2 separate regions of the Homo sapiens genome follow, and region 2 is linked to region 1. Evidence: chromatin loops called from intact Hi-C (ENCODE). Cell type or tissue: GM12878. All regions are shown on one strand. Each heading gives the region's core, and the rest is flanking DNA. Links, peaks and the distances in the headings are about the cores only.

Region 1 (4,408 bases), core at 409-4,408:
TGCTATCTAAAACTATGTATGCTGACATATTGAATGAGCAAAATCTGGAAGCCTTGTTTTTGAGAATTGGAACAAGACAAGGATGCCCACTCTCACCACTCCTATTCAACACATTCTGGAAGTCCTAGCCAGAGCAATAAGGCAAGAGAAAGAAATAATAGGCATCTAAATAGGAAGAAAGAAAATCAAACTATCTCTCTTCACAGACAATATGATTTGATAAGTAGAAAAACCCATAATTTCTGTCTAAAGGCTCCTAGAACTGATAAACAATTTCAGTAAAGTTTCAAGATACAAAGTCAATATGCAAAAATCAGTAGCCTTTCTGTGCACCAATAATGTTCAAGCTGAGAGGCACATCAATAACCATAAAAAGACTAAAATACTTAGGAATACAACTAACTATGGAAGTGAAAGATGTCTACAACCAGAATTACAAAACACTGCTGAAAAAATCAGAGATGACACAGCAAATGGAAAAACATTTTATGCTCATGGATAGGATGAATCAATGTAACAAACCTGCACGTGTACCCCCATAACCAAAATAAAAGTTGAAAGAAAAAAATATAAAACCGTATATGTTGATGTGATATTATACATGCGTTTATATTAAATGAATGTAACAGTTTATTCTGGGGGTGGGAGAGAGAGAGGGGAGGAAGCCGGTGGGAGGGCGGGTGCGTGGAGAGAGAGAGAGAGAGAATTTAAGTATTCTGGGTATATCTGCTAGCCAGAGCACATTGTGGTGCATGTCCTTGGACTAAGCATGAGATTGGAGTTCTGAATTTTCTGTTCCCTAAATCATATCAGTTCTCTCATACCTCTCAAAGCATAGCTTCTCATTTTACAGAGGGTGATTTTAGTCAAAGATACATACTTTTTATATGATGAGATCTCTACATGCAAGCCAACACTTCATCTGACTCTAATAAAAGAAACCGCAAATCTTCATACTTTTAAAAGTACTTCTATTCTAAAAAATTTCAAACACATACTCTTGCAGAGAGGTTAGTGTAATGGACCCTCCTCATACCACTAACAAGCTTTAGAGTTAGCAACTCAGAAACAATCATGTTTCCTCTATACCTCCACATCTTTGATTATTCTCTTCACCGGATTGTTTTGAAGCAATTCCCAGACACCGTATCATTTTGTTCATAAATATATCAGATATACACTTTTAAATATAAAAGATTATATAATGTATATAGTAGATGATGTGTAGGGCTTTTCTGGGATAATTATATTCGTGTAAATGCTTCATATATGACATTTTATTTAGTATCATAAAAACCCTGTGAAGCAGTTAACTACAACCACTTTAGATAGTAGAAAACTGAGAGATTAAAATAAATGTTTTCCTGAGGTTACCAAACTGGTACTTGAGAGAGACAGGATTCAAACTTAGGTCTTTAGATCAGTAACTCTTAACCATCAATATAGACAGCTATGACAATTTTAGTCTGTATTATCTTTTCATTCAGATTTCCTAGTAGAAAGAAAAAGACTTTAAACTCTTAAAATGATCTTAGAGAAGCACTCATACCTACATCAAAGATTGCAACCTGCCTAATATATTTGGTGCAATATATAAAAATTTTTAATGATTAAAGACTGCTTTTTGAAGATGTATTAGGAGAAATGTATTAGGAGAAATGCTTGAGTTGGTGTTAACCAGATAAAGGAGAGAGAAAGGGCAGAGAAAGAAACATTTCTAATGGCACAGAATGAAGAGAGGACATCTTGAAAGCCTGCAAATTTACTATTAGTTGGTTTATAGAGAATAATAGGAATGATCAATGGTAAAAGTAGAAAGGTGGTTGTTGGCCAGGTCATCAATGTTGGCATATACCATGCTAATTATTTTAAAATTTATGTAATATCACTAAAGTATTTTTAATTGGGAAGTAACAAAATAAGATTAGCTTTCTAAAGATCAGTCTGTCAGTGGTGTGGCAAATATATCCTGGTGTGCTGGTAGGGGAGCAAGCATGAGATAGAAAAGTCAGAGAAGTGATGTTGAATTAATGTTTCTGAGAACTAATAAGGGACTCAACTAAAGGTGTAGCAATGAGCAGGATGTGTGGCTTATGGAAATATTTAGGTGATAGAATTAATAGGACTTGTTCAGTTTCAGATCCCTGTGTGTCACATCATCCAGATGTCGCTTTTCAGTACAGAGTTGAGTCACGTCATCTAGATGTCGCTTTTCAGTATAGAGTTGAGTGTTTGAGTCTCTGCTTAAAAGATATATCTAAGCTAGGGGATTAGATGTGGTAATAGTGTGAGACTAGTGGGTCATTGAAACCACGAGACCAAATGTTGTCACTTAGAGAAAAATGCATAGTGAACACAATAGAGGCTCAGGACAGAAACCTGGCAAGACCAAATTATAAGGAAGATAGTGAAGAAACACAGGCCACAAAGGAGACTGAGAAACTGAAGCCAGTAGGATGGGAGGGCAACCAGGAGATAGAAAGATTTTTGAAGAGAATATGGGAAATTATGAAATGTAAAATTCTGAGTAATTAAAGCTAAAGATGTATATAATCAAAGTGCATAAAATCATGTGTACACATTTAGTAATAGACCAAGATTCATAAAAAAGATGTTATTCACAGAATCTTGAATGATGTCATTTTATTCACATATATACACACATATTATATAGAGAGGTAACTCTAAATCTTGTGCCACAAACATAATACAGGATGAAAATCTCAAATAGATTTATATGGAGCTCAGGAAAATTACTGGATTCATAAATTCATTAACCAATTTGACAAATATTGATCGTATATAAGGCACTGGGTTAGAATATTTTGTAATCTTTCCTCTACGAACTCCTGAAAGAAATTTGGGTGGCACATACTTCTTCTGCTCCTATAATAGAGGTATCTATATGTCCTCTGGAGTAGATTGTTCCTAAGAGCAGATGCTATGATTCATTCTTATGGTGTACTAAAATTAGAACAGTGTCTTGCACATAGCAAAAGTACAGATAATATTTAGTGATTGGATGAAGCATGACCGTGGGAATAGAGGACTTTGTGATTGATTATATCCATCAACAAGATGTCCCTTGGCACTGCTGTCAGAGAGAACATTTATTGCTAAATGTTCTGACTCAGAACAGCTTTTTCAATGCTGCTTTAGAGAGACATGTAAAGTAATGGCTACTGACAATATTCATGGGTAATATGGTAAGCACGCACCCCAGCTTTAAAAAGTCTATCTTTGATAACAAAATTGTTTTTTTTCTATTTATTTGTGATTTGTTCTGAACACTTTTACAACTCCTGAGCTATTTTTAGTTCCCCCTTTAAATTTCTCATGATTCTGGTCTTACTTTCTGTATCTTTTATCCATGGATCTGTGGTTGGGAGGCATTGGGCTCATTCAGTCATCCTGGCTATCACTATGCCAATGTTAATGTCAATGTATTTCTGAATAACGATATGCTCTATTCAGATACATTAATTTTTTTTTACCTTCATTTTACCCATTGCACTAAAATTTGTTGCCATCACTTTCTACCAAGTAATACATCATACCATGTTTGGCTATTTAAATTATTCCTAATTATGTTCTTATAAAAATATTGTCTCCTCTTGCCTTCCTACTCTTCAAGTATGTTGAGATACCTTGAGTTGCACTTTTTAAAAAGATATGCTGGGTCCCATTATGTTGCCCAGGTTGGTCTCGAACTCCTGGTCTCAAGTGATCCTTCCACCTCAGCCTTTCAAGTAGCTAGGACTATAGGCACATGTTACCATGCTCAGCTTGAGCTGTGCTTTTAAGATATAAATTAGTCTGTGCTAATTTTTTTGCTTTTAATTTGAATTACTATCCTTGACTCTGATCACTGTAGTTGCTCTTCTGAAATTACAATATACATAATCTAAATTGATTCAATATTTAGGTATCAAGATATAAAAACCTAATTTCATGCAATTTTCCAAATAGTATAAAAATGCATTTTTTATTTTTAAAAAATGTAGCAATTTAAACACGAAGACCTCCTTAATCTCCTTTAGTTACTAGAACATAGACCTTCTTAATCTCTTCTGGTTACTAGAAAAGTACATTTTTAAAAATCTATCTTTTGTAAAGTTCTTTGTATTATATAGATTGTGTATGGGATTTATATATAAGGTATTGTTTGATCCCAAAAGGCCAGGCACAATTCTTCTGAATTTTATCAGAAATAACATTTTTTCTTTTTTTTGAGACAGAGTTTCCCTCTTGTTTCCCAGGCCAAAGTGCAATGGCGCGATCTCAGGTCACTGCAGCCTCCACCTCCTGGGTTCAGGGGATTCTCCTGCCTCAGCCTCCTGAGTAGCTGGGGTTAAAGGCATCTGCCACCATGCCCGGCTAATTTTTTGTATTTTTAGTAGAGACAGCG
Region 2 (4,408 bases), core at 223-4,222, 50 kb before region 1:
GAGGGAACTAGGGTATTTATCTACCAATTTTTTTATGGTCATTTTTTGAAGTCTACTTCAAGGATGCATAAACTTCTCAGAAATTCTGGCCTAATCAATGCATAAGCAGAAAGGTCTTTCATGGCCAGAAGCCTTCAAGCAGAGTCTCAGGTGTTTGAATTTAAAATCCCGTGACTCTGCACAAAGGTGACTGCAAAGTGATGCAGATAGGACATTGACGATGACTGGGGTAGAGAAGCAGGAAAATCAACTACATATGAAATATAATTTCAGGAGTGTCAACAGGATCAGTCCACACCCCATGATGGGCCCTGTAAAAACTCTTTACCATCCATTAATATTCTATTGTGATATTTTATTTTCAAGTTGATTGATAAATGGATGTATTAATTCCATATAATTGAAGATTTTAGGTATTTAGCTTCAGATATGACTGGATCCAGAGTTTCTGATATGCCATCATGATTCTTTCACTTTCTTTTCAGGCTGTTTTCCTATATTTGCGCTTCATACCTAGGTAGGTCATCTCCATTGGTAGAAAAATTGGCTACCAGTTTTAGCAAGTCCAGAAGAAATAAGGCATCTGTTTTATAGTAGTTCCAGAATAAGTCTAAGGAAACTCTCATTGTACTAAACTGGGTCCCTTGTACATCCCTTAACTGGTTATTGTGGCTATGAAATTTGGCTGCAATGAGTTCAGATACCTACCTCTAGAACTATGGGAGCTGAGTAAATTTTGCCTGGATCACATAGCCTGAGGTATAAGTGGAGTACTTCATTAGAAGAAAATATGGTTGCTATTGTTAGAAGACAGAATGGATAGCGGATTAAACACACACACACACACACACACACATCCCAGAAATATACCCACATACATTGCCATTTTATCCTTTAGCTTTGATTCCTGAGAAAATCCATGTTTTCCTAGAGATTTGTTAACTTTGTTAGTAGCTATGTGACTACTTTCCTTCTGGCTTAGCAACTAGATAATTGTGTGATAGTGAGCAATTCATTAAATAGAATGTCAAAATGGTATGCTCCCTCCCTTGGCAAATTTCAGTGGGGCCTCAAAGATTAAAGCACCAGGTATGAAATACCCCTATGTTCTAGTGGGATGTTCTAGGCCATCTGAGTGGGGCCTTAAAATTGGATCTTCCATCTTTAGCTAAACAATACCATATGAGCTCATTAAAAGGATCCAGTGAGCTTGTCCAAAGACATTATGGTTTTGATTATTCTCCTTCTCATTATAGAGGAGAGCAGGTGGTGCTTTCCAGATAAATCGAATGAGGCAGACTTCCATGAAACCCTTGAAGGACTTAGTCTGTGCTCCTTCAGTTGGAAAAAAATGAGGAAGAGTCCCTGACTTACACCTAGAAACTGAGGCTGGAGCTGCCTATGATGACAGAGTGATGAGACAGATTTGGAGGAAAAGAAACACTCTTGGTCATTCTCTCAGTGTGGTGCAGTGGTTCAAAGTGTAGTTTCTGTGTCTCTACTGGTTAAGTCCATATTTCACATCCACCACTTATTAACTAAGTGTTCATGGTTGCGTAACTAATTTTTCTGTGGCTTTGTAGAAATAATTCAAATGAGGGTTGTGAGAATGAAATGAGTTGAAGTATGGTGAGTGCTTGACACTGGGTTTGGCACATAGTGAGTGCTAGCTTTGATTGTTATTTCTTCCTGACAAGTTAAAGTAGACATTTGCATGGCTCCCAGAAGGTAGCTGGATTTGAGTTATCTGGAAGGGGAGCCTGACTATGAAGGTCACTAGAGGAACATGGCAACACAACTAGGAAAGTCTCTGTAGGAAACTCAGAAGCAGGGACTGAGGAAGGTGTCATACACAGTCAACTAGAGGAGACACTCTGTAGCATTGTGGTCTTCAGCAGAAGAGGACCCTGGATAATGATGGGTTTGTTTGAAAAGCTCCCAAGGACACCCTAAAAGTACAAACTTTTTGAGATCTGCTCAAGTGCACGAATAGAGAAAGGAGAACTACATGATACCAATTCCCCTTCTTTCTTTCCCCATCTTTCTTCCACATCACATAAGAAAGAAGCAGCTTTGTGACCATTGAGGAATACAAAAGCTAGAATGAATAATAACATAAAACTGGAAAAAGGTGACCACTTTCCAAAACTGGCTTAGTTAGGCCTCAGCTATGAATTAGAGGAGAGACAGAAGCTTTGATATTGTTATTGTTGGAATTGTGTCCCCTTCCCCCAGATTTTGATGTTGAAGCCCTAACCACCAATGTGACTATATTTGGAGATAGGGCTTTTAGGAGGCAGTAAAGGCTGAATGAGGTCATGGAGGAGAGAGAGTGCTAATCTGATAAGTGGCCTTATAAGAAGGGGAAGAGAGAGAAAGATCTCTCCTCTTTCCCCACCATCAAGAAGGTGGCCGTCTGTAAGTCAGGAAGAGATACCCCATCAAGAACCAAATCAGCTGTCACTCTGATCTTGGAATTCCCAGCCTCCAGAATTGTGATAAATAAATTTTAAGCCATTTAGTTTGTGGTATTTTGTTATGGTGCCCAGAGCTAACTGATACGGATATTAAACTTTTCAATGCTTGGAAAATTAGATTATTCATTCACACTATTCATTAATACCTGAGAGTAGTTGGAAAAGCCCAAGATTTTATCCCAGGGCAGGAAAGAAGTATTTGATAAAACAGACTTAAAAGGGCAATGATGAAAAGGAATGAACACACTGTCTGCATGTCCAGCTTTTCAATAATTCAGTTGTACACTTAACTTCTGTAGAGCGTGCTTCATTTCTATAGAATTATAAAGGAGTTGGATTTGATGGGACCCAGGTCTCCATTACAGCTCAAATATTTTGTTTTACATTTAATGATTCATTTTCATTTATGTGAAAGAATTTCAGGTATTTTTGTGAAAAGTTTCTGAAAATCAAATATGCTAGGAAACTTCAAAAAATGAGGAGAACAGGAATACAGCAAAAAGGATCTTTTGGAGAACTAGAAGTTGCAGGCTTTCTAACCACAAACCACACTCTTCCTATGCCCAGCATTATTTCCAGTGTTAGCCATTTCATTTGAAAGGGCTTCCCTAGACTAAATAACATTTACTGAAATTCCGATGATTCCTATTGTGACAAGGAGCCTCTAGTGTTCTCAAAAATTCTTGGTAGCCTAAAACCTAATTTTAATAAGTATAAATAAAATTTTAGAGATCACACACACATGCACACACACACAATGTCTCGACCATTATGAAAACAGAACTCCAGAACTTCTCATTAATAAAAACAAACCTCATTATTTCAAGTAGAGAGTAGCTAACTATCATGTTTTTAAAAATTGCTGTTTCTCTGAAATATGTCCAGAGGATTTCATATCCACCCTCAGGCAAATCATCCTAGTAGCTTTTCTGTAAAGATAATTATCCTTTTTCCATACCAGGTATGTCCGTGTGCTTGGAGAAATTGTAATTCCAGTTTTAAAGGACTGCCATGTGCTAATCTGAGGATTAAAGTCATTCCTTTCCAATGTGTAAAAATGAGGAGGATAAATTGATGAAAATGCACACTGCAAATTCCCAGTGAAAAAGCACCTGCCTTCATGAAGCTATTTTAATATTTAAATGTTGCCAACTATGTATTTGCTGCCTGCATACATAGAAATTCTCCCTTGTAAGCCTGCCCAAACCAAGAGCCAGGGTTGTTAAAAATTCTTTATACATTTTTTCATATAAATCTATTTCTTCTTATACAAACATTCTTCTGATGTTGGAATGATTCATAAAGCCTCAAATCCCATGGATGTAACAGGACACCTCTCGATTATGCATCCCAGGCATGAGTAATTTCACAAGCTGAAGGAAGGAGATAAATGCATTAAAATGTTCTTGCAAAACAAATTTCAAGGAGAGAAAGAGATGAAAATGGGAGTGAATGTACAAATGGAAGATTTACCTCATTGTGCGGAAAAGAATGTTAGATCTGCCTTTGCAAAACTCTTTAATTCATAGTTCTACACAAATAACCCTGGTAACTGCACTGCCCAAAGCCTTCCTAATATGAATGTACCTACAAATGTTCAGTTTTGTCTCTGCTAACTACAAAGTATGAGAACTGTATGTTAATTACATTTTACAGTGAATCATGGGTCAGAGACCCTGTGAGAAATTATGATAGCCTTTCATTCAGCATCAGTTCTATTCAGATGCAGAGTGGTTAGCCACTTCTGAACTTTGCAACTGTATCATCAGCAGCTAGATATTGAGCCTCTACTGTTTGGAAAGTCATACTGTAGCTCGATAAACACTGGGTATGGCACTTGTGAGAGCCAGGGCTTAATAGCAGAAGGCAAATAACCATATAAAGCAATATCATTTGTCCTGGGTGAGAAGTCCTAAAGATGTGCAGAGGTG

What was found. Peaks named below come from ENCODE experiments on the same cell type or tissue, not always from the same donor. Only the 100,000 strongest peaks of a DNase experiment are listed, where the experiment ranks them.
Region 2: it touches region 1 in a loop (2.1-fold over the local background); 1 of 110 quality-filtered maps calls a loop at or near these places.

Annotation. Positions count from the first base shown.
Region 1 is chr3:152,125,054-152,129,461 of GRCh38, reverse strand. All of the region lies in intron 2 of LINC02917 (long intergenic non-protein coding RNA 2917), which reads left to right. Among named protein-coding and RNA genes, the nearest start is that of LINC02917, 78 kb to the left of the region's middle. In GM12878, for the core only: no CTCF peak of the experiment used is centred there; DNase peaks (open chromatin) are centred at 2,211 and 3,070.
Region 2 is chr3:152,175,095-152,179,502 of GRCh38, reverse strand. The region is part of intron 1 of LINC02917 (long intergenic non-protein coding RNA 2917); the gene reads left to right. All of the region lies in intron 1 of LOC101928166 (a long non-coding RNA gene), which reads left to right. Among named protein-coding and RNA genes, the nearest start is that of LINC02917, 28 kb to the left of the region's middle. In GM12878, for the core only: no CTCF peak of the experiment used is centred there; no DNase peak of the experiment used is centred there.